5 separate regions of the Mus musculus genome follow, and regions 1, 3, 4 and 5 are each linked to region 2. The links are chromatin loops, found by intact Hi-C in ENCODE. Cell type or tissue: heart. All regions are shown on one strand. Links, peaks and the distances in the headings refer to the core of each region. The heading gives the core; the rest is flanking DNA. Region 1 holds the start of Itgb1bp1 (integrin beta 1 binding protein 1). Region 2 holds the start of Adam17 (a disintegrin and metallopeptidase domain 17). Region 3 holds the start of Gm31676 (a long non-coding RNA gene). Region 4 has its middle 55 kb from the start of Gm4419. Region 5 has its middle 45 kb from the start of Gm4419.

The links. A loop is a pair of places that touch in the nucleus more often than their neighbours do. Peaks named below come from ENCODE experiments on the same cell type or tissue, not always from the same donor. Only the 100,000 strongest peaks of a DNase experiment are listed, where the experiment ranks them.
Region 1: it touches region 2 in a loop (5-fold over the local background); 9 of 42 quality-filtered maps call a loop at or near these places.
Region 3: it touches region 2 in a loop (2.7-fold over the local background); 4 of 42 quality-filtered maps call a loop at or near these places.
Region 4: a loop joins it to region 2, with 2.2 times the contacts of the local background. A loop is called at or near these places in 4 of 42 quality-filtered maps.
Region 5: a loop joins it to region 2, with 2.8 times the contacts of the local background. A loop is called at or near these places in 4 of 42 quality-filtered maps.

The regions. Positions count from the first base shown.
Region 1 is chr12:21,283,289-21,289,417 of GRCm38, forward strand. Itgb1bp1 (integrin beta 1 binding protein 1) reads right to left here and starts at 2,996. Exons shown (of 7, transcript NM_008403.5): 1 at 2,818-2,996. Cpsf3 (cleavage and polyadenylation specificity factor 3) reads left to right here and starts at 3,009. Exons shown (of 18, transcript NM_018813.3): 1 at 3,009-3,256. The coding sequence starts at 3,207. Gm25821 (a small nucleolar RNA gene) reads left to right here and starts at 4,639; the gene lies at 4,639-4,771. In heart, for the core only: CTCF peaks have their summits at 1,676 (motif pointing left) and 3,075; a DNase peak (open chromatin) is centred at 2,983; H3K4me3 peaks cover 2,350 bases; H3K27ac peaks cover 1,587 bases.
Region 2 is chr12:21,370,701-21,376,829 of GRCm38, forward strand. It overlaps Adam17 (a disintegrin and metallopeptidase domain 17), which reads right to left and starts at 2,932. Exons shown (of 19, transcript NM_009615.6): 1 at 2,636-2,932. The coding sequence starts at 2,732. In heart, for the core only: a CTCF peak has its summit at 2,862; a DNase peak (open chromatin) is centred at 2,971; H3K4me3 peaks cover 2,247 bases; H3K27ac peaks cover 1,778 bases.
Region 3 is chr12:21,542,202-21,548,330 of GRCm38, forward strand. Gm31676 (a long non-coding RNA gene) reads right to left here and starts at 1,325. Exons shown (of 2, transcript XR_381320.2): 1 at 1,153-1,325; 2 at 480-1,021. LOC115487949 (a long non-coding RNA gene) reads left to right here and starts at 1,040. Exons shown (of 4, transcript XR_003950113.1): 1 at 1,040-1,144; 2 at 3,108-3,198. It also overlaps the pseudogene Gm19196. In heart, for the core only: a CTCF peak has its summit at 2,907 (motif pointing left); a DNase peak (open chromatin) is centred at 1,250; H3K4me3 peaks cover 825 bases; H3K27ac peaks cover 685 bases.
Region 4 is chr12:21,469,780-21,475,908 of GRCm38, forward strand. No RefSeq gene overlaps it. Among named protein-coding and RNA genes, the nearest start is that of Gm4419, 55 kb to the left of the region's middle. In heart, for the core only: CTCF peaks have their summits at 3,004 and 5,171 (motif pointing right); a DNase peak (open chromatin) is centred at 2,872.
Region 5 is chr12:21,460,128-21,466,256 of GRCm38, forward strand. No RefSeq gene overlaps it. Among named protein-coding and RNA genes, the nearest start is that of Gm4419, 45 kb to the left of the region's middle. In heart, for the core only: no CTCF peak of the experiment used is centred there; DNase peaks (open chromatin) are centred at 2,744 and 3,664.

The sequences.
Region 1 (6,129 bases), core at 481-5,480, 88 kb before region 2:
CTTAGGCACATTATATTTTAGTACAGACTTCTTGGTGTTTACAGAGGATTGGTTCCATAACCACACAAGTGAATATAACCTACACACACAATCCCATACACTTTAAATAACTTCTAAATTACTTAGTGTAGCTAGGCAAGTACCCTCCACTGAGCTGAACATTATATCTAGTGTGAGTGCTACAGAAATAGTTGATATGATGTATTATTTACAAAATAATGATAAGGAAAGTCTCCACTTCTTTGGTACAGTGGAATTTCGGTCTTGTTTTTACAACACCTCTTTAAAAATCTGGGCTTGTTTAAACCTGAGCATGCAGAACCCATTAGCTGTGGAGAGATGACTACAAATTTAAATGCATATTTCTTTTTAAAAAAAAAAATTACTTATTTATTTTATATATGTGAGTTCACTATAGCTGTCTTCAGACACACCAGAAGAGGGCATCAGATCCCATTTCAGATGGTTGTGAGCCACCGAGTGGTTGCTGGGCATTGAACTCAGGATCTCTGGTAGAGCAGTCAGTGCTCTTAACCGCTGGACCATCTTTCCAGCCCCCATATTTCTATATTAATTTTTAAAGTTACTTAATAAAATGTGGTTCTGCTGGGCAGTGGTGGCGCACACCTTTAATCCCAGTACTTGGGAGGCAGAGGCAGCTGGATTTCTGAGTTTGAGGCCAGCCTGGTCTACAGAGTGAGTTCCACAGCCTGGGCTATACAGAGAAACCCTGTCTCGAAAAGACAAAAAAAAAAAAAGTGGTTCTGTTGTTAGAATCTTAAAGCATCCCCACAGATCCTTGGCGATGATTGGATATCACCAAGGCCTTTGCAACTTCTCAAAACTTGCTCTGCAGCATCAATCCAGGAACTGAGATGGGGAAAGAACTGGTTAGTCTTTGATATCTGCTGCTGTTCTGGGTGTATGTACTTAATCAAATTGTTCTTGCTTCTAAATTATTCATGCTTAAAAATGAGCCAGGGGATGCTATCTGTCAGCTGAAAGTTACACAGATTCATCAAATGCAAAAACTGCCAGAGGCTCCGACCTGCTCCTCCCTCGTCTCTCCCACTCAGGCAATTAAGCCATCACTGGTAGGAACCAGAAAATCATCAATCCCTCACTGTTCTTCAACCTTCACATCCAACTAAGGACCAGGATCCCAGGTCCATGGCAGACTCTGCCTCAGCTTGGTAACCAGCCCCACATCTTTGGGGGGAACTAATGGCATTCTTTCAGCGTGAATGTGATGATCCTCAATCTATAGAAAACGCCCAAGTTCACAGTCTGACACACTTAAAGAATCCACACACCCACTATAGAGGCTTTGTGGGTAAAAGCCCTTACTTTTAAAAAAAGAAAAGGTGTGTGTAGGAGTAGATTGCCCCTGGAGCTGGTGTTGAGCCACAAGCACCAAAACTTGGATCCTCAATAAGACAGGTAGATGCTCTTATCCACTGAGTCAGCTCTCTGAATGAATGATCTTGTCCTACAGAACTCCTTGTGGCTCTAAGGTCTGCCTCCACATTTTAGCCACAAAAAGAAGGAGGAGGGGGGCTGGAGAGGTGGCTCAGCGGGTAAGAGCACTGACTGCTCTTCCCGAAGGTCCTGAGTTCAATTCCCAGCAACCACATGGTGGCTCACAACCACCCGTGATGAGGTCTGGCGCCCTCTTCTGGTGCATCTGAAGACAGCTACGGTGTACTTACATATAATAATAAATAAATCTTTAAAAAAAAAAAAGAAGGAGGAGGAGGAGGAGGAGGAGGAAAAGAAGATAACAATGATTTCTTTCAAACACAGATCAGAGCTCAGTATTATTAGGCCGTTGTTCACCGGTGTCCTACTAAGATTTGACTACTAAGATTTGACTAAGGAAGGTCAAATCCCTCCAGCAAGAACCCACCCAGGGCTCTCCAACCACTCTCTCTCAAGCTTGTCTTCAACAATGAGCTACACATCTCTCAGGAACGCAAAGCCACTTTGGTTCTGAGCGGTTCTAAGCTCCTGTATGTTCTTATACTATCTAACTTTCCCTCCCACAGAACTCTCATTTTGTAAGTTCCTTGGCAACTACTTGCCTCGCACAACTTATTTCGGGCCTTTTAAAGAAAGCCTTCCTTGGACTTTCAGGTTGGACTAAAAGACATCAGATCACAGCATTAAAATGTCATCTTCTTCTTTAAACTCCCACTCCCTCAACTAACTAGTGCAAGGCGAGGCTGAATTGGTTCTCAGTAGATAGACAGTATAGCGGAAGAGGACTCGTTACAGGGTTCTGACAATTGCCCTAGGAGGTGATATCCAATAACGTCGCCAAGATGCTCCAGAAACCGCTAGCCCTCACTCTGGCCCATCTGGAGCAGCCGGTCCCTAGGGTCATCGGAGCCTTCCGAGCAGTGAGAACGCCCAGCTGCATTCACGTGAGTCAACCAAGCCAGAGATTCAATAACTTGTCCCACATCACAAAGTTTACTTGGGGACCCCGACAAGATCAGGCTTCCAAAGCTCTGCACACATGCCTCGCACAAGTGAGGATGTAGACAGCTAACTCCAACCCCACCTGGGTGCAGCAACAAGCAGAGGGAGGCCTCAGGGTCTTGCGGAGCCTGGTCCCCGGGGAGGCAGGCGGTAGACCTGTCACGGGAACGCGGGTCCCTCCCTGACCGGGCGCCGAGCTCCTCTTCCTTTCCCCGGTTTGCACTCTGTCGGTGCCTCAGCCTCGGGACGTGGAGGGAATGGGAGGACGGCGGGCTGCGGGGTACTCCCCACACACCCGCACCCTCTGGCCCGGCTGAGGCGAGGCCCGGTTCTCACCTCGCCTCCTCGGCTCGTTCCCCGGTCGCCCCGGTCTCGCGGGGTGTGGGATGGTCCAGCGGCGGCGGCCGGTAGGTTATTCCAGTTCGTATTCCAGCTCCGGCTTTGCCAGTTTTCCTGCCCTGGTCCGCTGGGCCACGCCCCTATCATGCGCAGGCGCAGTCTTTAGGCCGCGCCTCCAGTTCCTTAACCGCACCTCCGGGAACCTAAAGAACCTCGTTCTCGAACCGGAAGTTGGAGGGCCGAATCTAGCTCCGGGAACGCTAGAGCGCCGGAAGTTGTGTGTTGGTGGTGGGGGTTTTTTCTTCTTTGGTTTGCAGTAGCTGTGCTTTGAATTTAGAGACTGCGGCGACGAGTTCGTGGTCCACGCTGCTCCTGAGACTGCCAGGATGTCTGCGATTCCTGCAGAGGAGAGCGACCAGCTGCTGATCCGACCCCTGTAAGGGATGCGCTAGAGAGGGAGCGAGCCCCCCTCCCCGTATGTGTGAGAGCCTGGAGGGACCCCCGCGGAGGCAGCTGCGGGTCCAGCCTCTCAGGTTCAAGGGATTTGGAGAACATTGATCGATGGGCTATCTAGGTTGAATGTCATTTTTCCTTCAGTCTCGGGGAGGGTATTTTGGGGAAAAAAAATCCAGGTCATTGGGTGTTTTCATAAAGAAAGGGTTGCCAATTAACACAAGTCTGGATCTCGTACATCAGAGCAAGCCTTGAGGGAACCGACAGATAGAGGACACTGCAAGGAAGAACTGCATCTGCCTCCTTTCCAGGACCCTACACGTGCTCAGATGGGCGGGGAAATTAAAGACGTGGTGTATGTACTTTGAGAGCTCAGACCTTAGCAGAAGGTAGGAGGAAATTGGAGAGGGGAAAGCTGAGGCGTTTCCGCGAGAAATTAAGAGCTAAATCACCATAAAAGATTGGTTTTAGTGGAAATGGCGTTCTGGAATATTTTGTAGAGAATTGCCTCACACATTTAAAGGTGCAGAACGTACTGGATGAGCGGTGAGACTCATCCAATACACGTGGTTGTTGTTCAGCATGAGACACTATTTGGCACCACATGAATGTGTACATTTTCAAAGGCCGGAAACTATCTCCTTTACCCACTCATAAAGTAAGATTTACTGAGCACTTACCAATGAATGTACCCAAGTGATGCTGTCATCTCCCTATATACACTAAGCAAATATCAAACAAAATCACCAGGCATGGGCTGAGTTCATTGATTTCACGCCTTTGGTGAAATTGTAAAGTGGGGAGTGCTGGAATGAGTTTGTGAAAATAGACAGCTACGTTGGTGTCAGACCTGAAACCCAGTCTTCCTGTTTAATACGGAAGTAGCCTCAATGAACCCACTTCCTCATGTGGAAAAAAGCACTCACTGTGAGGAGTGCTTGCTCTTGGGCAGTGCAGTGATACCAGTGACCGTGCTCAGTGCTCATTTTGACATCTGTTTCAGGAGTATAGGTCAGCACTGTGCTGAGTCTCAAAACAGTTGGAAACTCTTCTGACAGATCTCACGCATTCTGGAAATGTGATTGACATTCGAGCTAAGGCTTAAAGAGTTGGAAAAAATTAAAGACAGTATTGGAACCATAATGTTCCAGGCGCACACAAAAGGTTCTGATTTATGGCCAGTTTTACTTTGGTTGCAGGTAACAGATTAGCAGACGGATTGGGGCAGGCTATCTCTACCTTATGAAGGACCTTGTATACATACTAAAGAGCTTGACTGTTTATCACACCAGTTATAGTAAGCCGACAAAAGATTTAAAGCAACTGTGTAATACAGTGGGAATTAGATTAAAGTTGTGGCTACTTTCCCTTTTGAAAGCATTCATTCAGTGGCCTTTTGCTCGTGAGCCACTGAGCTGTCCTGAAGGGGCAGAGTGAAAACATCACTTTTGGGGGAAGTGGTGACATGTTGTTTGCTTCAATCAGTGTTGTGACAAGAAAAACAAAGAACAACTCCAGTGTGGTAGACGAATATGGACGAAGTGAGGAGAATCTGGTAGGATGTAATCACAGTCCAGTCCTGAGTGATGAGAGCTGGTAGCCAGTGAAAGGGGTGGGGGGGAGTAGAAAGGAGTGGATTTGAGGAGTTCAGGAGTAAAGTCTTGACAAGTGGTCAGATGTCATCTGAAGGGACGGTGGCAGGACACAGGCAGAGAGTACACGTCAGGTCTCTTGGTTCTGTACAGGAGGTGCAGCAAGGGAGAAAGTTTGATCTTGTTGTTTGGTGGGAGTTGTAAATATGTAACTTACCATACCTTATAAAGCTGTGCACTTCGATATGCGCTTGTTTGCTTTGGAGTATGTATGTGTCTGTAGGTTTTCTGTTAACATAGAATCTCGCTAGGTAGCACACACTGGCCTGGAACAAACCCATGACAATTCTCTTGCCTCAGTCTCCCAGTGTTAGGATTACAGGAGTGTGTTATCCTGATGAGCTCCAATGGTTTTTAGTGTGTTTGGGGAATTATATAGCCTTTGCTATGACTGTAGTGCCCAATCCCATAGCCGACACCTGCATTACCCTTTCTAAAGAGCACATTAGGCTCCACGCTCAGGTCTCGCCACCCTCCCAAACCTTCAGCAACCACCTGTCTATTTTTCCTTCTCTGTGGAGTTGGCAGTTGAGAAGGTGTCTGAGAAGATGAAACCTGACTGAGACCCAAATGTTCTAAAGGAGCCTGATGTGTAGGGAGCTGAGAACCGAACACTCCAGGAAGAAAGAGCCAGTCCAGGGGCCTGTGAAAACTAGCTTGGCCTACTAAACATGAAGTGCCTGGCAGCAACCCAGCAAAGAGGCTGAAATGGCAGGTACATGTACCAGAGGGCTAGAATTCAGAGCAGTCTGAGCTGCAGACACAGACTCCGAGTTCAACAGCATGTCGGATGCATGAATGGAAAGACCATGAAGTTGGGAAGAGGGCCAGGAGAGACTCTGAGATATTAGCATTCAGAGGTTAGAGAGCCAAGGCAGATAAGTGAAGAAGGGGAAAAAAAAAAAAAAAAACCTGGGAAAGCCAGCAAGACAGACCAGAGTGTGGAGTCAGAGAAGCCAGGAAGTGCTTGAGGGAACACTTAAGCAAGGAAGGTAATGGCTGCCAAGGGGACTGGTTGGGTTAAGGACCAAGTAGAGCTGTTTGCACTTAGCAGCAAGAACAATCTCAGAAAAGTAGCTGGAAAAGGCTGGTAAATAAGAGTGGGGGTTTTTAGGAGGGGTATGTAGACAGGCAGCTCTGTGGGGAAGCTGACTTAAGAACAAAATGAGAATCATGGAGATAAAAATCAAGGAATTTTAATTGA
Region 2 (6,129 bases), core at 643-5,642:
TTTCATCTTTATATCTTAATGCCAGGCATAATTCCTGGCAGCCCCAGCCCCAATATGAGTTCTTCAAATCTTAGGTCAATAGATTATACTATGGGCTTGGGTTTTGTTTTCTGGTAGAATGTGCTATACTTTGCTATTAAAATTTAAAAAGAAGGCTGGTGAGATGGCTCAGTGGTAAGAGCACCCGACTGCTCTTCCAAAGGTCCAGAGTTCAAATCCCAGCAACCACATGGTGGCTCACAACCATCTGTAAGGAGATCTGACGCCCTCTTGTGGTGTGTCTGAAGACAACTACAGTGTACTTACATGTAATAAATAAATAAACCTTTAAAAAAAGAGAGAGAGAGAGAGAGAGAGAGAGAGCAGACCTGACGTAGAGGGGATTTCTTCAAGGTTCAGGATGTGGGTTTAAAAAAAAAATTCTTTAAAAATTTATAAAGAAAGAAAGAAGACAATCCATGCAAGCATTCTGGAGGGAAAGGCTGATCCATGAGTTCAAAGCCAGCCTGGTCTGCATAGAAAGTTCCAGGATAGCCAGGCCTATCAAGTCAGACTGTTTTAAAAATAAATATTTTTACCGGGCGTGGTGGCGCACGCCTGTAATCCCAGCACTTGGGAGGCAGAGGCAGGCGGATTTCTGAGTTCAAGGCCAGCCTGGTCTACAGAGTGAGTTCCAGGACAGCCAGGGCTAGACAGAGAAACCCTGTCTCGAAAAACCAAAAGAAAAATAAATAAATAAATAAATAAATATTTTTAAATTTTTATGATTTGTTTACATTGCTGAGAATCAGTCTAGAGATAATGTAGTTTTCCTCTACACTGGTATGACTCCCTAGGATTCATGTTTTTCTTCCTACTCCTGGTCAGGAGAATGGTAAGAAGGTGTGTCAGAACGGTGCAAAAAAAAAAAAATCACTTTACTGTCTCAAATGCAAGAGAATAAATTCTTTATAGCATCCTTAAAATGAAGTATGTCCTTATCTCTATCCATCCTGAAATTTCTTCCTTCAGATTCTATCAACTTAGATTTCAGCACTTTCTAACTAGCTCCTTTGCCGTTCTCTAAATTTGTCACATACATAACCATTTAAAATGCAAACACACAAGAAAGTTATTTGGATACAAACATAAAACACATTCAGTGTCTACTCCAGTCAACCACAACCCTGTTTAGTAAATAAGACGAAAACACAAGGTAAAAAAACCAACACAAGACTGGGAGTGATGGTGCAAGGTCTTTAATCCACCTCTTGGGTCAGAGGTAGATAGATCTCTATGAGTTCAAAACCAGCCTGGTCTGCATTGTGAGTTCCAGGCCAACTAGAGATACATAGTGAGACCCTGTCTCAAAACAGACATTTAAAAGAAAGGGGGGGGGGGGGAGGCGGGGCTGGAGAGATGGCTCAGCAGTTAAGAGCACCAACTGCTCTTCCAAAGGTCCTGAGTTCAATTCCCAGCAACCACATGGTGGTGGCTCACAACCATTTGTAATGCGATCTGATGCCCTCTTCTGGTGTGTCTGACAGCTACAGTGTACTCACATACATACATACATACATACATACATACATACATACATACATCTTAGAAAAAAAAACCCATAGGGTTTCAATCTGAATAATAAAATACTATAATGACATGATCGTAACTTCACACAATTGGGAACACGCTGTTTCACACTTTGTTATTGATTAGCTGAAATGCCTTAGATGGCAACATTTGCAAGCTAAAAGATTCTAAGACACTTGCTAAGTTCCCTATCATCAAAACTATTTGACACTTTGTTACTGATTAACTGAAATGTCTTAGCCACTTTTGCAAGCTAAAGGATCCTAGGATAGCGAGTAAATTGCCTATCGCCAATTTCAATTCAAAACTTCTAAAGCATGCCTTTCCTTAAAATCCAATCTCTAAAAAAATTAAAGTAGAAACCCTAAGTTTCTAGGCAATTTAAATGGGTTATCCCTGGTGATCTGTTAAAAATTGCAAGGAAAACATTCATCTTGACAAGCCAATTCAAGAATTGGCTTGGAAGTTTGAGCCTCGCTCTCTCAGCTAAGCACCTCTCCAACAAGACGGATGATCTCGAAATCCAATGCAAGATTCCAAATACAGTCGAAAAATGCAAATGAAACTACATCAGTCGCCACCTTCCAACCAGGTACTGCATTCAGTACCTCCTACATATAACTTCAAGTTAGCCTCTGAGAGCCAACAAGTGGTGGAGAGCTTTGGGACTGTCCTTTCTTCCCAGGGTCTTGCTTTCAGCAGAAACACCTAACACCTTAGATTCACTTGTTAGCAAGTAAAGGACCTCGACCAAATCTCACACTCCACAAACGAACCATCCATGTGCCAACACCTCTTTTCTAAATATTCCAGAAATAAACCTGGGAGAACTTGCCCGTCCCAGGCCCTCGGTCCCTATGGGAGACCCCTCCAGGATTTCCCTCCTCACTGAGAGACAAGCCCATCTCTTTTTCTCTCTCTAAACACCGAGAGCCACACCCCCCTTCCTTCACTTGAAAACTTCGGGACGCGCCACGGGAGCCCAATATCCCGCCCCTAGCACCCCGGCGCGTCCCTCCAATCACTCTGGGGTCAGATAAGTCAGTTTGCTCCCCGAACTCTTTACCAAGTCGCGGATGGGAGCCAGAGCCTGCTTCCTCCGGAGGTCGGGGTGCCAGGACGAAAGGCACCAAAGTGGTCAGGATGAGGAGACGCCGCCTCATGTTCCCGTCCACCACCTCTCTGGGAAACCTTCTCCGAAAGAGCGTTCGGGAAACTGCTCACATTGGGAGCGGAGGTGATCTTCCCAGCACGGCCCTGCAAACTTCTCCCTCCCGCGCCGCCTACAGGGAAGCTAGGCTCACGTCCCCGGAAGTGCAGGCGGCGCTCGCTGAGAGCGGCTTAACTCGTTTCCGGCCGCAGCCGGAGACCACCCCGCGGCCCACAGCCGGAAGAAGGGTGCCGTAGAGCATTGTGGGAGGCGTGGCTCGCCCCGCCCCGGCGCGGCGCCGGCAGAACGCCATCTTCTGGGCTCTGTTCCTTCCTGGTCCCTCTGGGGCCTGCTTGGCGCCTTCCTGGCCTTCAGCTGGCGGCGTCCTGACTCGACCCTCTCTCTCTCGCCTCTGTCCCCGGGTGACCGCGGGGAACGAAGGTGGGAGAGGATGGGCAGGTCCTTAGACAGGTGCGACCTTCTTCGTGATTAAAGTCCCCTTCAGCGTCTTTATTGAAGGGTCTGTGAAGTCTGGCGTGGGGTCAACTACCTGCCTATGGGATGGGGGCGTGAAGTCGGCCACAGTGCCCTGGAGATCCGCCCCACGCGGATCGGGTGTGCTGTTCGGCGACTTGCTGCGGGAGACTAGGTCTCTTGTCACTGAAAATGCTCAGGGGACTGTACATAGACTTATGCAAAGACATTTATTTGCTCCTTGGTTCCTTACTCTAGGCAGTCTCCTAGTGAACAGGAGCGACCATCTACCCCCTAACTCTTGTAGTTGGTTTCCCTACTCGACCCCTTGTGGTTTTGCGGTCTTTTTTTTTTTTTTTTTCCCTGTGTTATTGTTTGTGGTACTGAACATTAATAGCCCTGGTCAGATTTCAAGTCGTCTTCCAGAAAAAGATAAACTGATTTAAATTTGTTCGTTGTGGAATGTCTTGCAACATTTTCAACAGTTACTGACTTTGCACATTTTTTTGGGGGGCATGTTAGCTAAACTAGTCTGTACAACCGAGGTATAAACACTTTCACTAGGTACACATTCAAGGAATACCTAACCAAAAAAGAAAGTCACCCCCACAAATTAGATGCCAGCTTTTTTTTGTTTTGTTTTGTTTTGTTTTGTTTTGTTTTGTTTTTTTCGAGACAGGGTTTCTCTGTATAACCCTGGCTGTCTTGGAACTCACTCTGTAGGCCAGGCTGGCCTTGAACTCAGAAATCCGCCTGCCTCTGCCTCCCGAGTGCTGGGATTAAAGGCGTGCGCCACCACCGCCCGGTAGATGCCAGCTTTTTAATAATAGAAATGCTATGATATTTCTCTTGAGTGTCCAGGCTCCATGTCCCCAGGTTTGTAACTTTAGTTGACTGCAGATTATATTGTTTGTGTCGCCTAGCTTTTGTGCAGCTGAGCTATGTTTAGTAAATGCTATTTCAGTGGCACTCAGCCTTCCTAATGCTTTGGACCCTCTACTACAGTTCCTCATGTGTGGAGACCCTGAACCATAATTGTTTAATTGCAGCTTCATGACTATAATTTTGCTACGGCTATAAACGGTAATGTAAATAACTGCAGGGTACCTGATAATGGGACCCTGCACCCCCCAAAGGGATACTGACCCAAGGGGTTGAGTACCACTGTGCTAGGTTTTTGGTTTGTTGGGTTTTTTTTGGGGGGGGGAGGGGTGTCTGTTTTTGTTGGGTTTTTTGTTGTTGTTTTTCGAGACAGGATTTCTGTGTGTGGTCCTGGCTGTCCTGGAACTCACTCTGTAGACCAGGCTGGCTTCACTGTGCTAATTTTTAAAAAACTCCTGATCCACTTTATCATAACAAGTTTTCAGGATAAGTCCCAATTTTAAGTAGTCTTCAACATTCACAAGTCAGTATTCAAATTAAGATTCCAATTTGAAATTCATCTTTGATTTGACAATAGTCCATATCTTTAGGATAAAATAACTCCACCTGGGGGAGATGAAGAGCCAGAGGAACATCTCAGAGGGCCATGCTGGATAAAAGCCTGCAGGGCAGAACTGGCACCTACAGCTTGGTGGTGACCCATGCCTGCCATCCCAGCACTAGGAGGCTGACACAGAACAACAGCCAGGGCTATGTTAAATCAAGAGTCCCAAAACTGACAGTCGAAGCCTGACCCTCAAGGGTTTATTTTTGGGGGATTTGTCCTAGCAGGGGGAAAAGTGTGATGGGCTTTATGAGCTAGGCTCATTTTGTAACCCTGCCCAGGCCTTCCAGCTTCAGCCTCCCTGTCGCTAGGATGATGGCATGGGCCATCACACTTGGCTACAAGCCTTTATCTTAGTCTTTTGTTTTTGTTTTTTTAAGAGAAAAAAATCACCCCCATAATATCTACCCACTCACTGAGCCACCTTGAAGCCCTAACTGTCTCACCCTATCTGTCATAAAACCTTAATTTGGATGCTTTTTTCTGCTGCTGAATAAAGTTGATAAAGCTAGCCCTTCAAGAAATATGAATTCTCAAGTCTCAAAAAAAAAAATGCAGCTTTGTGGTGAGAATTTTAGTTTCTTTAAAAAACCAGTTAGGAGAATGTTTTGTTTTAATCCCAGGTGTGAGATAAGAGGCTGCTTCACAGCAGGTGATTAGGATTTGCCTCAGGCACTAGCAGGGGTGTGATCTTTGCCACCTGCAGATAATTTAATTCTGGGGACTGAGGTATAAATGGGAAAGTCCCCGAGAGGGCCTGTGGTGGCTTCTGCTTCCCATTGACTTTGTTACCGATTGTCAATTGTCCCTGATCGATCAGAGACAAGAGGAAACTGGAGATATCCTGACAACCAAGATTGGACAGCCCCAAGAAACTCAACGTTCCTACTGAGCAGGAAGTAGCCTATAGAGGTCTACACCCCCCCCCTTTGCCCTCTATCCTTCTCTCTCTTACCCAGGAAGTAGCCTACAGAGGTCTATACCCCCCCCTTTGCCCTCTATCCTTCTCTCTCTTACCTAGTGAGGGTAGGGGGTGGTTGGAAGGGATCAGGGTAGAATGAGGCTTGGAAGGGAGGTAGAGGTATAAGAACCCAATAAGACAGTTAAAAAACAAACAGCCGGGCGTGGTGGCACTCACCTTTAATCCCAGCACTTGGGAGGCAGAGGCAGGCAGATTTCTGAGTTCAAGGCCAGCCTGGTCTACAGAGTGAGTTCCAGGACAGCCAGGGCTATAAAGAGAAGCCCTGTCTCAAAAACACCAAAAAAAAAAAAAAAAAACAACAACAAAACAAAAACAAAAACTGCACCAATACTACTTACATATGACTGTACAAAGTTCAAGTACCAAGAACTCATTTCCAAGGTTTTAGTCCAAACAGTTCATACAAAAGCTTTTTAGAAAGAAAAAAACAGAAAAACAAACGTGGTACACAAAACTGCTCAGCGAGCC
Region 3 (6,129 bases), core at 761-5,760, 170 kb after region 2:
AGATCCTTTCCCTCTAACATCTATAATATCAAGAGTTTCCTTTGTTCTCCAGAGTGCTGCAGGATCCTTGACATATCCCAGCCTACCCTGCTGGGGACCTTATCATCTGAAGTCCATCTCAGCTCTTCTCTACTGCACCTGGAAAGAATTTTTAGTATCTAAAACAAATGTCAGGCTCTGGTGGCACAGACCTTTAATCCCAGCACTCAGAAGGCAAAGACAAACACATGTCTCTGACTTCAAGGCCAGCCTGATCTACAAAGTGAGTTCCAAGACAGACAGTACTACTCAGACAAACTCTGTCTGGAAACAAATAAGCAAAACAAACAAACAAACAAACAAACAAACAAAAAAAACAGATATAAATGTTCACGAAGGTGGCGACTTATTTTGTTCACAGGTAAATCTCTAAAATCTAAAACAACTTTAGTTTATGGAATGAAGCAGGGGATTAGTGTGTTCAACGAGGGAACAAGAGATAAATGTATCAAGAATTTATTAAACGAGACATAATTATATTCATAGGCAAACATATATACTTTTTACACAGGAGGAGGTGAAGGTACAAGAAAGAAATAGAGTCATGATTAGAAATCTTGGTCTGGGGATGTTGTTCAGTGGTGTGGAGTTCTTGGCGAGCATGCACTAGCAGGGTTTGGTTCCTAGGATATGGGAAGTTAAAAAAAAAAAAAATCCGAATAGACACCCAGTTCTAGCTCAACAACCTGTGTTCTCTACTTCAAACACTGAGAACACATTCTGTAAAACTCAGAAGCCGGAAGTCATGGCACACACCTTTAATCCCAGCTCTCAGGAAGCAGAGGCAGGTGGATCTTAGTGAGTTCGAGGCCAGTTATAGTCTCCTGAGCTGAATTCCAGGACATCCAGGGCCACAAAAACAAAACCACAGAAAACCCTCGTAGGTCTGAGCTCTGTCACTGGGGCCTGGTCCTGGTCCTGGTCCTGTACTGCCTGCTTGAAGCCTGGGTTGTGAGTCCCACAAGGGCAGCACAGAAGACTCCTGGAACGCAAAGGCAGAGGCTGTGTTTCCGACCAGAGCGCTCTCCCCGTCTCTCCCGGAAGCTGCGCTTGCTGTCTGGGTAACGGGGTCTGCAGCGGAGCCGCGATGGATGTGGAGGAGGTGGTAAGTACCTAGAGGAACGCGTGGAGCTCCCACTCGCGTTCCCTAACTCAAAGAGCCAGGGACAGCCAGGAGGAGGAGGAGCAGCGCCCGGGGCAGGCGTCGGCTCGGGGCGGTGACCCGCATAGGGGGCGGAGCGAGGGGGCGGTGGCCACTTGGGCCCGGAACCTGGCTGCTTGTCCGCTCTGGGAGGTTGCGGGTGGGATTGGGTGGAGTGTTTGTTCAGAGGGGGCGTGGGCCAGAAGGAGGATGAAACTGTGGGATGGCCACCCCCGTGGCTCCTTGGAGGGGATCACCCAGCAAAGCTCCCTTTGATGCTGGTTGCGCGTGAGGAAGAGCAGGACCTGGAACTTGGGTTGCCTCCAAGTAATCCCTGTCAGCCTGTCTAGGGTACAGATACCAGACCCTTGCCGAGGACGTTCTAATGTGCTTGCTATCTTAGGGTTTCTATTGCAGCGATGAAACACCATGACCAAAAAAGCAAGCTGGGGAGAAAAGGGCTAACACTTCTATATGATTGTTCATCATCTAAAGAACAGGGCAGGAACTTGGAGGCACTGAGGCAGATGTTTCAAGTTTTGATTTATTCATCCAACCATATAAAGGGTATCAACTGTATGAGTACTAAACGTTTAACTGGGTGCTTAGGGGTTCTACTGGAAGCAAAAGGAGCATATGGTCCACTTATGGTCTATATGGATTATAATTTTAGGTTTATCAATGTATTATCCAGCTCCTGGAGGCAGGAGCTGATGCAGAGGCCATGGAGGGGTGCTGCTTACTGGCTTACTCCTCATGATTTGGTCAGCTTACCAGGTTCTGTAAAACCTAGAGCTACCAGCCCAGAGGTGACACCACCCACAATGGGATGGACCCTTCCTCATCAATCACTGATTAAGAAAGTGCCTTACTGGCCTACCTGCCACCTGATGGTATGGAGGTATTTTTCTTAATTGAGCTTCCCTCATCTCAGATGTCTTTAGTTTGTGTCAAGCTGACACAAAACTATCCAGCACACGTGCCCACACCTCACTGTAAGAGTGGTTAGGAAGCTGCTGCACTTTGCATGCACTGTGAACATGATGGGTGTATTCAGTAGCTGACCCATAAGTCAAACACCAAAGAATTAGGAACCAATTCTCTGTGTGTGCACTGACAGAATAATGATAGAGGGACCCAAGGTAGACAGTAGATACTATCTGTATCCATGACAAATGTAATAATGTCTAGATAATACATTGATAAACCTAAAATTATAATCCATATAGACCATAAGTGGACCATATGCTCCTTTTGCTTCCAGTAGAACCCCTAAGCACCCAGTTAAACGTTTAGTACTCATACAGTTGATACCCTTTATATGGTTGGATGAATAGATCAAAACTTGAAACATCTGCCTCAGTGCCCCAAAGAAAAAGTCAACAGTGTTTTCAATCTTTGTTTGCTTTGATCATCCATACGGTGGGTCATCCTTTTCTCCCTCAGCTCTCCCAGAGAGTTTACCTATATCTTTGTTTCCAATCTAGCCCTGTCCACCTTTCTTTCTTGTTCTCACTCTGTATATTTCAGTAGTTTTATGGAATGGTTACTGCATTTCATGCTACTAAAGAGACGAGACTCAGGCTGGCAAGATGGCTCAGCGGGTAAGAGCACTGACTGCTCTTCCAAAGGTCCTGAGTTCAATTCCCAGTAACCACATGGTGACTCACAACCACCCGTAATGAGATCTGACGCCCTCTTCTGGTGCATCTGAAGACAGCAACCGTGTACTTATTTATAATAATAAACAAATCTTAAAAAAAGAGAGAGAGACTAAATTCTCCTTATTTTTATATACTGTCTGTGTATTTTTAGTTTGATTGTTTTTTAATTTGGGGGGATGAAATTGCCAGGAACACTAGAAGTAGAGTTCAGAACCATGGTGCAGTGTGTTGGCCTGACAATAACAGATTTCTGCCTTCCACAGAAAGCGTTCAGAGACCGCTGTTCTCAGTGTGCTGCTGTCTCCTGGGGCCTTACCAAAGAAGGCAAATATTACTGTACTTCCTGACACAGATGTAAGTAATGTGCCATTCACGAACTTGATTATGTTCTCAAAATTGAAGTTTCCGGGTGGTATGTGGCCTGACTCCTAAACAGTGCATCGGTATCACTCACTCAATGGCTGAATTCCAAGAATAGAAACAGGCTTTAAGAGCACAGACTTAGATTAAGAAATTTGCAAACTAGATTGGTGATGAACTTCTAAAGTTACGTTGAGTCACATTTATAAATGAATGTTTCATTTACACTCTATGCATATGGAAGTTTTTTGTTGTTGTTTTTTGTTTGTTTGTTTGTTTGGTTGCTTGGTTTTGGTGTTTTTGAGACAGGTTTTCTCTATATAACAGCCTCGGTGTCCTGGAACTTGCTTTGTAGAGCAGGCCAGCCTAGAACTCACAGAGATCTGCTTACCTTTGCCTCCTGAATGCTGGGATTAAAGGCATGTGTCACCATGCCCAACATGAAGTATTTAACATTATACTTGAAGGATATTTTTATTAGTTTTTAATGTGTTGTACCAGCTTAGAGATTTGGAGGATGGAGTGTTAGAATGCAGGGGGACTGTTGGGCATATTGGAACCAGGCTTCCTTACCACGTATCTTTGTGTAGTTCCTCACAACCTACCAAGTACTTTCTCATCCAGTATGTAATTTCTGCTTCTGTGAGATACAACAGTATGCCCAGAGAGAGTAAGCAGGGCTCAGGAGTCATTAGTGGTTTTTGTTGTTGTTGTTGTTTTAAGACAGAGTCTGACTATGGAGACCAGACTGGGCTCCCACTTAGAGATCCAAGAGAGCTAGCATCCAAGCCACGCACCACCACACCTGACACCACCACACCTGACACCACCACACCTGACACCACCACACCTGACACCACCACACCTGACACCACCACACCTGACACAGTTGAGTTTGTGGCTAATGCCACAGGAGTACAAAGACTTGGGACAAGACTTGAATCTGAGTCTTCTAACCCCATCATGCCTGTTTCTTAAACTAAAGATTGTCACTCTGTATTGTGTAGTCATGGTGTTCGGGGCCATCTCCACCCTGAAAGTTCTAGGTCCTGGTCTGGTGAGCATACCTTTAGGCCAGTAACAGAGTGTGGACAGCCTGATGCTGGACTAGCTAAACCTGCCATGACTGTTTTTCATAGGGAAGGATTTGCTGGAAGTGCAGAGCCAAGAAGGGATAAGCACTGCTTTCAGCACTTATTCAGAAGGGCTAGCTGGGGTGGAAGAGAGACTGTGCCCCAATGTAGAGCATGATAGGGACTGACGTGCCTTCCCACCTCAGACAACTCAAAATCTGCGCAGAAGATGTAAAACAACAACAAAAGCCACCTTAAGACACATAGCTAATTTAGCAGATGACTCAGTTTCACAAAGCACTTTGCTTTTTAAAAGGTATGTATATGTATGGGTATGTGCATGTGCGTGTGAGTGTAGGCGTCTATGGAGTCCAGCAGGGGGAGCTGGGTTTGGGATGGTTGTAATGGAACCCAAAGGCCTTCTGCAAGACCTGTGCATGCTCTCGGCCCTGAGCTGTCCCTCCTGCCCCACACAGGGTGTTCCTTTGAGGTGGCTTCTTTAGTCTATAGCTCAGGTGCTTGTTTGCTTCCTCGTTAGTCAGACAGGATATTGCCCAGATATATACTTAACTAAAACACTGGGCAATGAGGGAGCAGTGATCTCCTTGATCATGGCAGTGCAGACACGTCCCATCGAGATATATAAATGCTCATGTACACAAATACATCAGATTACACTTGAAATGTATGCAGTTTATCCTGTGCTTTGATGCTCACTGAAGCTCCAGTGGTTTAGTCAGTGTTAATTTTATAGTGTGGTTCAAATGTAAACATAGTGAAGGAGTGGGATGTCATAATGGGGGAGTCTCCATTTGCAGATGGAGTCAGGGCACTATTTTTATAGGCATTGAATAGCCATAACTAATGACTTCTTTTATCTTTATCTTTGATGTTTCTTGGTTTGGTCTGATTAAGTCAACTACCATCATTTTTAGTTTGAAACAAATATAATATTACTACTAAGCTCCATATTTAAGAGTCTCAACCCAAGGGAGTGAGGATGTACAGTTCTTGAAGGTGTATGACATTTTTTTTCTTTTCCTACTGTTCAGGGGCATGATCTAGTACATTCTGTGTGCTGGACAAGTGTCCTATTAACTACAGCCCTGGTCCCAATGTGTTTTTGTAAAAGGCTGTGACCCTGAGAAGCTGCCCTCCACACAATAGGCAAACCTGAGGGAAGTTATACAACTTCAATTGTTACTCTTGGCTTTACACTAACCCAGGCATATTCAGCACACAGAATAGTGTTCAGCTGTGCTTCCTGGAGTTGTGTAGTGTGGTGCTGTTGAAATTCAGTGGGTGAAGAATGACCAGTGAGTCAGTAGCCTGGGACAGGTGGAGGCTGCGATACAGCTCTCCTGACGGTCTGCTTCTCTCCTCTCCCCTCAGTGCACTGTGTGTGATTCTTCAAGCTCTTGGCACTGTGTACAATCCCAGCAAAGCCTTCTGTGTGGAAGGCTTTTTTCCTGGTGTGTTTTAGTCAGGAAAAAGAACTTAAGGTCCTTAATCTGGCCAGTTTAGATGACATATATATTTTTTGAAAACCCTTAAATATTTAATACAAGTATGGGCTTAAATTATGTGAGTTTAATAGATTTTGTAAGAACAGTGCATGCTCATTGAAGGAGATTGAAAACTATGTGGAAGCCCAAGTCACCGACACTCTGAGTCTACACTCAGCAGCTCCCGTCCAGTCTTTTGTTTTTCAGTGTATGGAAAGGGTTAGGGATGCTTGCGAGTACTACTGAGTATTTGTCTTGATGGTTTCTACTGTGTGGTTCAAAGTGTCACAGCTTTCTATTAAGTATGTGAATATTCCACGATCTAACCATGGCGGTGTTAGCCTTCT
Region 4 (6,129 bases), core at 377-5,376, 99 kb after region 2:
AAAGATGTGCTGAGATCAGGTCTGGAAGATGCTATAAATAATGAGCACCTAGATCAGGAACGAAACTCCCATGAACAACTCTATCTTAGGCCAAATAAGCAGCTCAAGAGTCATTCAAGGACCAAGGATGCATGCAGGTTTTTTTTGTGCCTGTCTCTGGTAGAGCCTCCCAATACTCTGTCTGTCTGTCTGTCTGTCTGTTTTTTTTCTCTCTCTCTCTCTCCGTAAAATGTAACTTGAAATTTTTAAATTAAGATTTCTGTCTTAGAGTTTCATTGCTGTGAAGAGACACCATGACTACAGCAACTCTTATAAAGGAAAACATTTGCTGGGCAGTGGTGGCGCATGCCTTTAGTCTCAGCACTTGGGAGGCAGAGGCAGGCAGATTTCTGAGTTCAAGGCCAGCCTGGTCTACAGAGTGAGTTCCAGGACAGCCAGGGTTATACAGAGAAACCCTGCTTCAAAAAAAAAAAAAAAAAAAAAAAAAAACAACCACATAAATAAATACATAAATAAATAAAAACATATAATTGGGGCTGGTTTACAGTTTAGAGGTTTAATCCATTATGCCATGGTTGGAAGCACGGCAGGTTGCAGGCAGAGAAGAAGCTGAGAGTTCTACATCTGGATCTGCAGGCAGCAAGAAGAGAACTGAGACACACTTCCTCCAACAAAGCCACACCTACTCCAGCAAGGCCACGCCTTCTAATTGTGCTACTTCCTGTGAGTCTATGGGGCCATTTTCTTTCAAGCCAGCATAATTGCTGAGCTGGGATGTCCCTCAGTTGATAAAATGTTTGCCTAGTGTGTTCAATCCTTTTTTTTTTTTTTGGTTTTCTTGAGACAGGGTTTCTCTGTATAGCCCTGGCTGTCCTGGAGCTCACTTTGTACACCAGGCTGGCCTCGAACTCAGAAATCGGCCTGCCTCTGCCTCCCAAGTGCTGGGATTAAAGGCGTGTGCTACCACGCCCGGCTTAAAAAACATTTTAATCTTTCATTGAATATACTATAAGAGAGCAGCAGCTGGCCAGTAGCTAATGGGCCACACCCGTAGCTTTCTTTACACTAACCTTTCAACTGACTTATAGTAGTTATATTTTCTTGTGGTCATGGCATTACAAGTCCATTTGTGCATATACAATGATCCAATCAGGGTGTGTCTTAGGGTATTACTGTTGTGGAGAGACTCCATGATCAAAGCAACTCTTTTTTTTTTTTTTTTTTTTTTGGTTTTTCGAGACAGGGTTTCTCTGTGTAGCTCTGACTGTCCTGGAACTCTGGAACTCACTTTGTAGACCAGGCTGGCCTCGAACTCAGAAATCCGCCTGCCTCTGCCTCCCGAGTGCTGGGATTAAAGGCGTGCACCACCACGCCCGGCCCAAAGCAACTCTTGTAAGGACAACATTTAATTAGGGCTGGTTTACAGGTTCTGAGGTTCAGTCCATTATCATCAAGGTGGGAGCATGGCAGCATCCAGGCAGGTATGGTGCAGGAGGAGCTGAGAGTTCTACATCTTCATCTGAAGGCTGCTAGCAGAATACTCACTTCCAGGCAGGTAGGACTAGGGTATTAAACCCAAGCTCACAGTGACACACCTACTCCAACAATGTCACACCTACTCTAACAGGGCCACACCTTCTAATTGTGCCACTCCCTGAGCCGAACATATACAAACCATCACAGGGTATCTTAGGGTTTCATTGTTGTGAACGGACACCATAACCAAGGCAACCCTTATAAAGGCAAATATTTAATTGGGGCTGGCTTATATATTCAGAGGTTCAATCAATCCATTATCACGGCAGGAAGCATGGCAGTGTGCAGGCAGATATGGTGCTGGAGGAGCTGAGAGTTCTACTTCTTCATCCACAGGTAGCTGAAGGGGACTATCTTTTGCAGGCAGCTAGGAGGAGACTCACCATACTGGGCAGAGCCTGAGCATAGGAGGAGACCTCAAAGTCCACTTTTATAATGATAGACTTCCTCCAACAAGGCCACATCTCCTAATAGTGCCACTCCCCATGGCACAAGCATGACCACAAGCATTCAAGCACATGAGTCTATGGGGGCCAAACCTATTCAAACCACCACACAGGGTAATCAGCATTTCATCTCATGAATGTTGCTGCTGGATTGGAGCCTTCTTACCCCCCCCCCCCCACTCACACTCACACAGTGATTTTTCAGATGTGTAATTAAATTAAATTAAATTAGCGAGCCCAGAGCTTCCTAAGGCCTGTAGCTATGTCTTTCATGTTTCCCTGGCTTCTGTGGGGAAAGATGTGATCAGCGCCCCAGGGACTTGTAGGAATTTCATCTCTATCTCTAATTTACAGGAAATAAGCCTTCTCTTAGCTTCAGCTTCCCCGTTTGTATAATGCAGGGATTAGGTACGAAATGGCCAAGGTTGCGTCGAACGCTAACATTTGTTGATTTGGTGTATCCAAAGGAGACCTGATCCCCAGAAAAAAAGTGAGAGATGGGCAGGGAGAGGAAAGAAGGGAGTGAGGAAATGAGGGAAGGGGAAAGAAAGGAGGGGGAGGGAGGAAGGGAAGGGGAGAAAATGGAAAGGGAAGGGGAGGGAGGGGATGGGAGAAAGGAAGGGAGAGGGAGGGGAGAGAGGAAGGGAAGGGAAGAAAAGGGAATGGGGGAGGGAGGGGAGAGAGGGGAAGGAGGAGGGGAGGGAAGAAAAGGGGAGGGGAGAGGAGGGAAGAGAGGGGAGCAGCCCTTGTGTTTGCCCAGAACAGAAGCCAGGAGGCATGAAGGCTTTGGTTCCACCTATTTCTGGCTCATGAGTTCATCCTGAGGTCTATGCCAGCCCCCTGTGGTTTTTCATCTTTCCACTCCAGTCAACATGACAAAATGACTAAAAATACAGCACACCCCACAGTCTGGCCACCCGGCCAACACCCTCCCTTAAATCGACTCATTTTCTTAGGTGTGAGGTGGAAGAGAGCCAGGGGCAGGCTGTATTTGGAAGTTTTGACTCTCTGGCACTCCTCGAGGCTGAAGTCTGAACTCCAGTCTCCTCATATTGTGAGGATTATATGAAATAAGTGTAGATGAGAAACTGACCACAGACTGAGGGCTGGGTCCGTATCAGTTTCTACTTCCCTGGCCCTTTCCTTCACTTGTGCCCTTCTGGGAGTTTCTGTCACTAAGAAAGCTTATCCCTAGGTTGTGTGCTAAGTGAGGGATGAAGGCTACCCTCATCAGTTTTAATTGTCAGCCTGGCACTGACTAGAGTCATCCTCCACTGAGGAATCAATTGACTTGATCAGATTATCCAGGGGTCATGTCTATGGGAGACTCTCTTGATTGTTAATTGATGAATAAGGCTGGGCCCACTGTGGGCAGCACTACCCTCTTCCCCGGGTGGTCCTGGGCTGTGAAAGAAGGCTAGCTAAGCCTGAGCCAGCGAGTGGGCCAGCACACATTGCATATACATGGCTTACCCTTCAAGTTCTACTTCAAGTTTCTGCTCTGACTTCCTTCAATGCTGAACAGTGACTTGGAAGATGAAATCTTCCCTAAGTTGCTTTTGGTCAGTGAGCCTGGCCTTTAGCAATAGCTCGGGAAGATTTATCCCCAAAGTCCCATCATGCCCTCAGCATCTTAATTTTGAGCGTTGTCGCTAGTGCAGCTTCAGAGATTTCTTCAGATGTCCCAAGGTCCTCCCAAGAGGAGTCAGACTCCATCAGGCATCCTTCTGGAAGCAGTATGACTCTGCAGGTGTTTTCTGAGCCATGATTCCTGGGCAGGAGTCCAGTCCTCTTTCCCATGCCTCCTCTTGCTTCATTTATGGCCTAAACGAAGGGCTACTTCCAGGTGGGGTCCCCTATTTTCTGCATCACCTGACTCCATGAAGTGGGGTGATCCTCTTTATTTTATTTTATTTTTTTAAATCAAAAATCAAACACCTTTTCTTGGGGTTTCCCCAAAGGCAGTGTTGCTGTGAGTTTCTGGGGTCTTTATAGGTCTGGACGTATCCTTGCTTTAACCTCACCCTGAACAGGAGAGAGGTTTGGACAGAGCTCACCACCCCTCCCATTTAGAAGCTCTGGTTCTCCTATACCCCAGCTCTGACGAGCTTCCATTGAAGATGCTCCTCACAGTAGCCCTAGTAGCTTTAGAAGCGTCTATGTCTGGAAACTTGGAGAATGTTTGTCAGATGTTCTGAGATGGCCCAGAGTCCTGAGTCCTGATGTGGGTCTGAGCGGTCTAACAGAAGAGCATACATGGTTTCATGTTTCTGTCTCCTCTCAGAGGGTGATAGGGATAGTTGTCTTGGCACTCACCATTCATGAATGTGCTTAATCCTGTCCTCTGGTAAGAAAGGATGCCCTGAACTGTGGCTGCACATGTCAACCCTAGGAGCCACTTTTTACCTTCCTGACGCTAATATGGCTGAGAAAGAGCCTGCTAATGACAAGTGGAGGGGACATAAGGAGCCTTCCACCACTCCAGATATGTTGAATGAACTTATTTTCATTGTGTGTGTGTGGGGGGGGGGGGGAGAGGGGATTGGGGGAGGAAGAGAAGAAAGAAAGAGAGGTGGAGATCAGAGGACAACTTTTGGGAGTCAGTTCTCCCCTCTACTGTATTGAGACAGTGTCTCTGGATGTCTCTGTGTACTTCAAGCTATCTGACTGCCTCTGCCTCCCATCGCATTGTAGGAGTGCTGGGATTACAGATGATGCCTCCTTTTACATAGGCTCTGGGGACTGCCTCAGGTCACCAGGCTTGCACTTAATCATTGAGCCATATTAACAACCTGCTATTTATCCTCTCTCTTTCAACGACCCCTTGGCTCTGGTTCCAAAGGTCTCCAGTGTAGGCCGAGCACCCTCTATCTGAAATGCTTGTGATCAGAGGGGTTTGGGATTTTTATGTCATGTTTTGGGATATTTTCATGTGCACAATGAGATACCATGGGATGGAGTTCCAGTCTGAACACAGTCTGTTTCCTGTGTATTTCGTACACGTGATTGCAAGGCTGGAGGACAGAGTTGAGAGAGAATCTGAGAGGAAGACAGTCTGATGGAGAAGGTCATTGGCTGTGCATCCCACAGACACTCTGGGTGAAGAAGGCCATGTGGAGTCCACTGCCCCACCCTGGAATACCCCAGGAGTGTGATGGTGGTGGCATGGGAGAGCAGAAGAGGGAGCCCCCTGGCTGCTGGGCATGCTACTTCTGAGGAAGGAATTGGGCAGAGAACCCTACACTAAAAATAGAATGAGCCCCACTCAAGGCTGAGGACAACAGAGACTGAAGGACACTCCAGCTCACAGAGGTGACAGTGTAAGTTCCCTGAAGTAATAAAGGACATCTGGGAGAAAGGAGAGGAGTCGCCCTGTGACAGAGGCACAAAGTTGCAGGGCTTGGGAACCCAGGAGAAAATATTTACTTCAAGTCTCCATTTTCCAGAAGAGATCTGGATGCAGAGAGGGAGGATCTTGTCCCAGGACTCCCAGTTAGGAAAATGGCTATGATCCTTTTTTTTTTTTCTTTTTCCTTTTTTTTTTAAGATTTATTTATTTATTATATGTAAGTACACTGTAGCTGTCTTCAGAAACACCAGAAGAGGGCGTCAGACCTCATTACAGATGGTTGTGAACCACCATGTGGTTGCTGGGATTTGAACTCAGGACCTTTGGAAGAACAGTCGGGTGCTCTTACCTGCTGAGCCATCTCACCAGCCCACTATGATCCTTTTTGTCTCTCTCTTTTTTGTCTCTCTCTCTCTCTCTCTCTCTCTCTCTCTCTCTCTTTTTTTTTTTTGCTATGATCCTTTTTAAATAAAAGTAACTACAGGGGCTGTAGACATAGCTCAGAGGGTAAGAGCACTGGCTGTTCTAGAAACTAGGGTTCAAGTCCCAGTATTTGCAACCATCTCTAACTCCAGTTTCAGAGGATCCAATGCCTTCTTCTGACTTCTCTGAGCACCAGTCATACATGTGGGGCACAGACATATAGGTAGGCAAAACATCCATACTCATAAGATTAAAAATAAAATTACAGGGCCACTTGTGGTAGTACATACCTTTATCCCAGAACTTGGCAGGTGTACTGGCTAATTTGATGCCAACTTGACACAAACTAGAGTTGTCTGAAAGGAGGAAATTGGA
Region 5 (6,129 bases), core at 645-5,644, 89 kb after region 2:
GGGGAGAGCAGGCAGCCTTGGGCATTTATCTTCTACTTCCACCTTGTTTGAGGCTATGTCTGCTGGTCTCTGATGCATACGATAGGCTAGTTGGCTTGGGAATTTCTAGGGACCCGTTTCCATCTTCCATTTCACCACAGAACACCGTGATTACAGATGTGTGTCAAGGTTTTTTTGTGGGTTCTGGGGATTCAAACTTAAGCCTCACATTTGCACATTGAGCACCTTAATCCATTGTTCCCCGTTCCCAGCTCCGCCATGTCTTTTTGTGGCTCTTTAGCTCTGGTTTTGTTTTGTCTCATTCTAAATACCAGGTAAGTTCCCATTGTGTGGCTGTGTTACAGACATTTCAATTGCTTCCAAGTTTGGGAAATCACGGATTAAGCTGATAAGCATTCTCACATAGGTTTTTGTGCAGACAAAAGCTTTTGGTTTGCTTGGGTCAATTCCAAGGAGCAATTTGCTGAATCATATGGTAGGAACCTGGTTAGTTTTACAAAAATACTTTCAAACTGACTTTCTAAGGGGCTGGACCAGCAAGTGGGAGCGGCTTCCCACCATCAGCAGCATTTGGTGCTTGGTGAGTGTTTTGAATGTAAGTTGTTCTTATGGGTATACAGTGGTGCCTCATTATTGTTTCCAGTTAATATTTCCTGAGGCACATGGTGTTGAGCATCTTTTTTTATGTATATTGTCCATCTGTGTCTATCCCTTGGTGAGGCATCTGTCCACATTCTTTTCCTTCTGCTGAACTGGGTCATTAATTCCCTTATTAAGTAGTTCCAACACTCGGAAGGCAGGGGCTGGAGGAACACCACAAGTTAAGTACTGCCCCATCTCTATAGGGAGCTCCAGGCCAGCTTGAATTACAGGGTGAGCATGTGGTCCTAGCATGTGGTTCGGTGATTAAGAGTACTGGCTGCCCTCCCAGGAAACCCAGGTTCAGTTCCCAGCACTCTCAGGGCAGTTAACAGCTGCCTCTAACTTCAGTTTGAGAGGGATTCAATGAATTCTAACCTCCAGTGGGTACTGCATGCGTGTGGTATACATACGTACATGCAGGCAAAATACCTACATACAAAAAATTAAATTAATAAAACAGTTAATCTTATAAATTCAGTGAATTTAAAAATAAAATATATAAATTATAAATAACGTATACAACTAGTTGATATAATAATATGCTTTTAATTGTTACCATCTTAACTTTGTTTTTTTATTCTTTTAATATTTTTGAGTCAGTGTTTTTTACTAGTCTCTCCCATTTCTTTAAAGATGTCAGAATGCATGTGAACCCTTTGTGGGAATCCTTCTGCTTTTGGCAGCTGTGGTGACACTGGTTTAATGCTCAGTCTCTGTGCTGGATTGCAGCCTTTGGAATCTTGTAGTCCTGGTGTGGTCACAGTAGAATATCTTCACTGAGCATGTCCTTAAAGGTTACTGAATGCTGTCCCTCAACTCTGTACAGAAAGCTGAATGCAGAAACAGCACCTGCTGTTGCTGCCATCTCCCAACCTCTACATTTATCTGTCTCTTATCAAACTGCTACAAAGTTTCCAATCTGTTGAGAAGATAGGTAAAGAGGTAGCCACTGAGCTGCAACTGAATTCAAGTCATCCCCTAGGCTCCCAGGACCCCACGGAACCCATCACACTGAGGCCTCATTTGCTACTACAGTCACATAGGCATGGCTTTTCTCGAGATCTAGTAATTTGAACTATAGATCCTAGCTGATAAAATTAAGTCCTCAATAATAATGGAGGTCTTGGCTCAGTGCTCTAAGTTTGGACCTGGGGAGTATCTGATAGACTGGCACTGATCAAGTGCTCACTTCTGGCCCAATCATCTGTGGGCAGATGATAATGGCATAGGGCAATCTAGAAGCTCCTACCAGAATCTGATGGTCAGAGTCAGAGGAGAACCTGTCTTCGGAGGAGAGTACTTGTCTCACAGAGTTGCTGGCTGACAAAACACTCTTTTCTCTCTATGATATGGACTTCATTCAGAAGGATACCAAAGAGTTTTGAAGAGGAAAAAGGTCCTGCTCTCCTATTGATCAAGGACAGGTATAGTAGACAAAGCATTTGAGATGGACAGTAAACAGAGGGGCTAGAAATGAGGCTCAGATGGAAGAGTGTTTACATAGCATGCAGGGAGTAGTGGGTTCGAGGCCCAGCACCGCATAAAGAAAGGTAGTAGCGTGTGCTTGTAATCCCAGAATTCCAGAGTTGGAGACAGGAGACCAGAAGTTCCAGGTCATTTTTGAGTGCACAGTAAATTTGAAGCCAGCCTCAAAGAGCTTGTCTCAAAAACAAACAAACAAACAAACAAACAAAACACACAAAAACCCCCCAAAAAACAAAAACAACAACAACAACAAAAAAACCCTGCAAGGCTGGGTGTGGTGGCACACACCTTTAGTCCCAGCATTTGGGAGGCAGAGGCAGGTGGATCTCTGTGAGTTTAAGGCCAGCCTAGTCTAGAGAGTGAGTTCCAGGACATCCAGGATACACAAAGAAACCCAGTCTTGAAAATCAAATTAACCAAACCAACTAAACAAATAAACAAAAAGCAAACTAACAACCACTGAGAATCATAAACAGCACAGTGAAGGGAAACTAGTTTGCCTAAGTCCAAGGCTAGGAAAATGAAAGCGAAAGCAAAAGGAGGAAGTGTTTTACAGTTGACCTTGACTGAAACAAACATATGTACAAATAAGGGCATGGTGAACTGGCAGAAACTCAGGGAGGGGTCAATCCGGAACCAGGTGCAAGGGCTGTAAGTCCTCGTTATTTGGGGTTTCACTGCCAGGCAGAAAACAGGATGCCCAATGAAGTCCAGGTTTCAGCAAAACAAAGGGTTTTTAGTGGCCATCTTTATACTAAAGAGTCATTCATTGTGTAACTGAAATTTAAATATAACTGGACATGCTGTGCTCTGCTCACCTTTACTAAATCTGGCAATCTTTTTATGGTGTTGTTGTTGTTGTTGTTGTTTAAGGACAGGGTCTCATTGTATCCAGGCCAGCCTCAAATTCAAATTGGCTTAGGATGACCTTAAGCTTCTGATTATATCGCCTCTGTCCTTGAATTCTGGGATCATAGGTGTGTTTCGCCATGCCTGATCAATGCATAATTAGGAGAACCTAGGACTTTGTGAATGCCAGGCAACTGAGAAACACTGCATCCTGGCAGTCTTGAACAAGAAACCAAAGAAGGCTTGGTAGTTTGAGGCTGTTGATCTAAGGCAAGCCCCAACACCTCTTGCATCTAAAATCTAGGCAGTGAAAACTTGACTTCCAGGAGCTATGCTCAGTGCCACTGGGTTCCTTTTCAGTTCCACACAACGGGATTTCCATTAACGTGTCAGTGCATTGACTGCAATCTTGAAATGTCTTTATGCCTTCCACTCTGTCACAGGCATCTTTTGTTACTATGCCAACTCAGTTGAAGCCACAGAATTCAATTAACCAAATACCCCCTTCCCTTGAGACTAGCTCAGCCATTAAACCACTGACATCATCCACGACCTGTTCTCTCAGTGAGTCAACGACAGAAGCAGATAGGAAGCAACAGTCAGGAGTCCCAGATGTGCAAATGTGTGGCCTGCTTTCTGCTTTCTTCCTCTGTGGAGAGAGTGTGGGACTGGGCTTCAGAAAGGAACACACAACTCTGGGCTTCCTGGCCATCTGGGAAGGAGCTCTGTGGACTTCACAACCAGGATCCCGAGGGAGCTATTAGGAGCACATTCAAAAGAAGGCTCTCTCAGCAATTTTCACTCAACAGAAAAGAGGCCCCTGGGCAAACACATCCTCTTTACAACACTAGTTCAGATGACCTGGTCTGGCTCTGCTCATTTCCAGTTTTCACGCTTGCTGTGTCCAGGGAAGATTTTTAAAATGAGATGTAATTTGGGATTCTGCTCTAAAATCCTGTAAAGTACTAGAGGTAGCAAGGATCTTTCCCTTCTAGAAGTTTCCATGTTGACTATATCACGGAAGGCTCTTCCTTGGGATTACTGCAGAAGAGGGGTAGGTAGCTGTCACCCCCTGCAGGGGGTACCCGCAGCCTATGAACACTCAGCCTATCTTCAGCTATGCCTCTCACAGTGTGGCCACAGTCACCACACTGGTCAACCATAGCAAAACCACCCAGAGCATCCTCCATTAGCACCCTTACCTCAAACCCTGTTCCAACGCCCCCCCCCCCCCATTCAAGGGTCTCTGGGATCTTGTGTTTCTCTTCAGCCTTGGGCCTGCGTGGGGTCTGTCTAGCTAGATAATCTGTTTTGTTTGCTTGTTAGGATCTTTTGTAGTATAGCCTGGCCTACAAGTCACTATGTAACTGAGGATGTCCTTGGACTCATGATCTCTCTACTCCAGTGCTGGGATTACAGACATGTGCTACCATGCCTGGCTTCCAGTGGTCTCAGTTCCTCCCAAAGGTAGTGCTGGACCCAGACTCCATCAGCACCCTGTACCCTCCATCCCACTTTCCTTTCTTGCATGTATAATTGTAGATGACTATAACAGAGAGTATGAATTTCATGTATAGACAACACACAGTGATCAGATCCCTCATCTCAATTAGAAAAAAATCTCTTTGTGTTAGAAACATTTAAAACCTCTCTACTAGGTATTTTAAAATTTGATTTGGCATAGTGGCCAGAGGCAGGAGACTTATGAGTTTGAGGCCAGACTCGGGGCACTTAGAGAGATCCAGGACATCAAGAACCCTGCCTCAAAAAACTGAAACAAGGACACTGGAGAGACTCAACTATTAAGAGCAATGACTGCTCTTCCAGACCACCTGGCTTCAATTCCTAGCACCCACATGGCTGCTCAGTATTTCCAGTTCTAGCGCATCCTACATCCTCACATGGACACACATGCAGGCAAAACACCAATCAGTGCACATAAAATAAAAATAAAAACATCATTAAAAACACCAAGAACAATAACAGTAATGAACAGCTGTTGAGTGGTGATACGTAGAATAGATGTTGATCCTTCGAGCCAAGTGTATTGTGCCTGCTAACCAGCCTCGTTCTATCCCTCTCCCATCCTCCCAGGCCCTGTATAGCACAATTCCACTCTCTGCATCTACAAAGCTATTACCTAGCCCTTTCCTCACCACGTGGGGCTGCTCTTAAGATTTTAGCCCTGGCCGGGCGGTGGTGGCACAGGCCTTTGATCCCAACACTTGGGAGGCAGAGGCAGGCGGATTTCCAGCCTGGTCTATAAAGTGAGTTCCAGGACAGCCAGGGCTACAGAGAAACCCTGTCTCGAAAAACAAAACAAAACAAAACAAAACAAAACAAAACAAAACAAAACAAAACAGCCAATATCAAACCAATAAAGGCTTCCTAATTTTTTGTTACACTTATCTACTTATTTTGTGTGTATGTGTGCACTCTCAAGGAGGTCAGAGGACAACTTTTAGACTGAGTCACATCTCCCCTTCCACCACGTAACAGGATCTGCAGCAAGTGCCCATATCCCCTGAGCCACTTTGCCAGCCTTTCTGTCATGTAGTCATTCATCCCTCCCTTCAGAGGCATAGAGGAGCATCCTTGAAGATCTACCTGAGCCATCCCAGCACCTCTATGTGTGCACACAGGGTCACATGACTTACGTCGCTCCACACAGGATCTTTTCCACTTAGGAACACATCTTCCAAAACTTCCCAGGTAGTATGGACAGATCTATCTTCCTTCCTTCCTTCCTTCCTCCCTCCCTCCCTCCCTCCCTCCCTCCCTCCCTCCCTCCCTCCCTCCCTCCCTCCTTTTCTGTGCCCTTGATTGCTGCTGTGCAGAAATAGTTACAAGACAAAATTCTAGAAATGGACTTAACAGAAGATATAGAGAAAGTATTTGGGATTTTTTCAAAGGCTCTTTAAAAGGTGGCAACACCTGGGCACAGCAGCAAGTGCCTTTATTCCTAGCATGTGCTGGTTTGGGTGAGAACGGCCCCCATATGCTGATATATTTGAATACTTGGTCCCAGTTGGTAGAACTGGGGGGGATTGGGTTGTAGCTCAGTTGGTATACTTCATGCACAGAAACTAGCACCACATAAACTGGATATGGTGGTGCACATCTGGAATCCCAGAACTTGGGTCACAAGTTCAA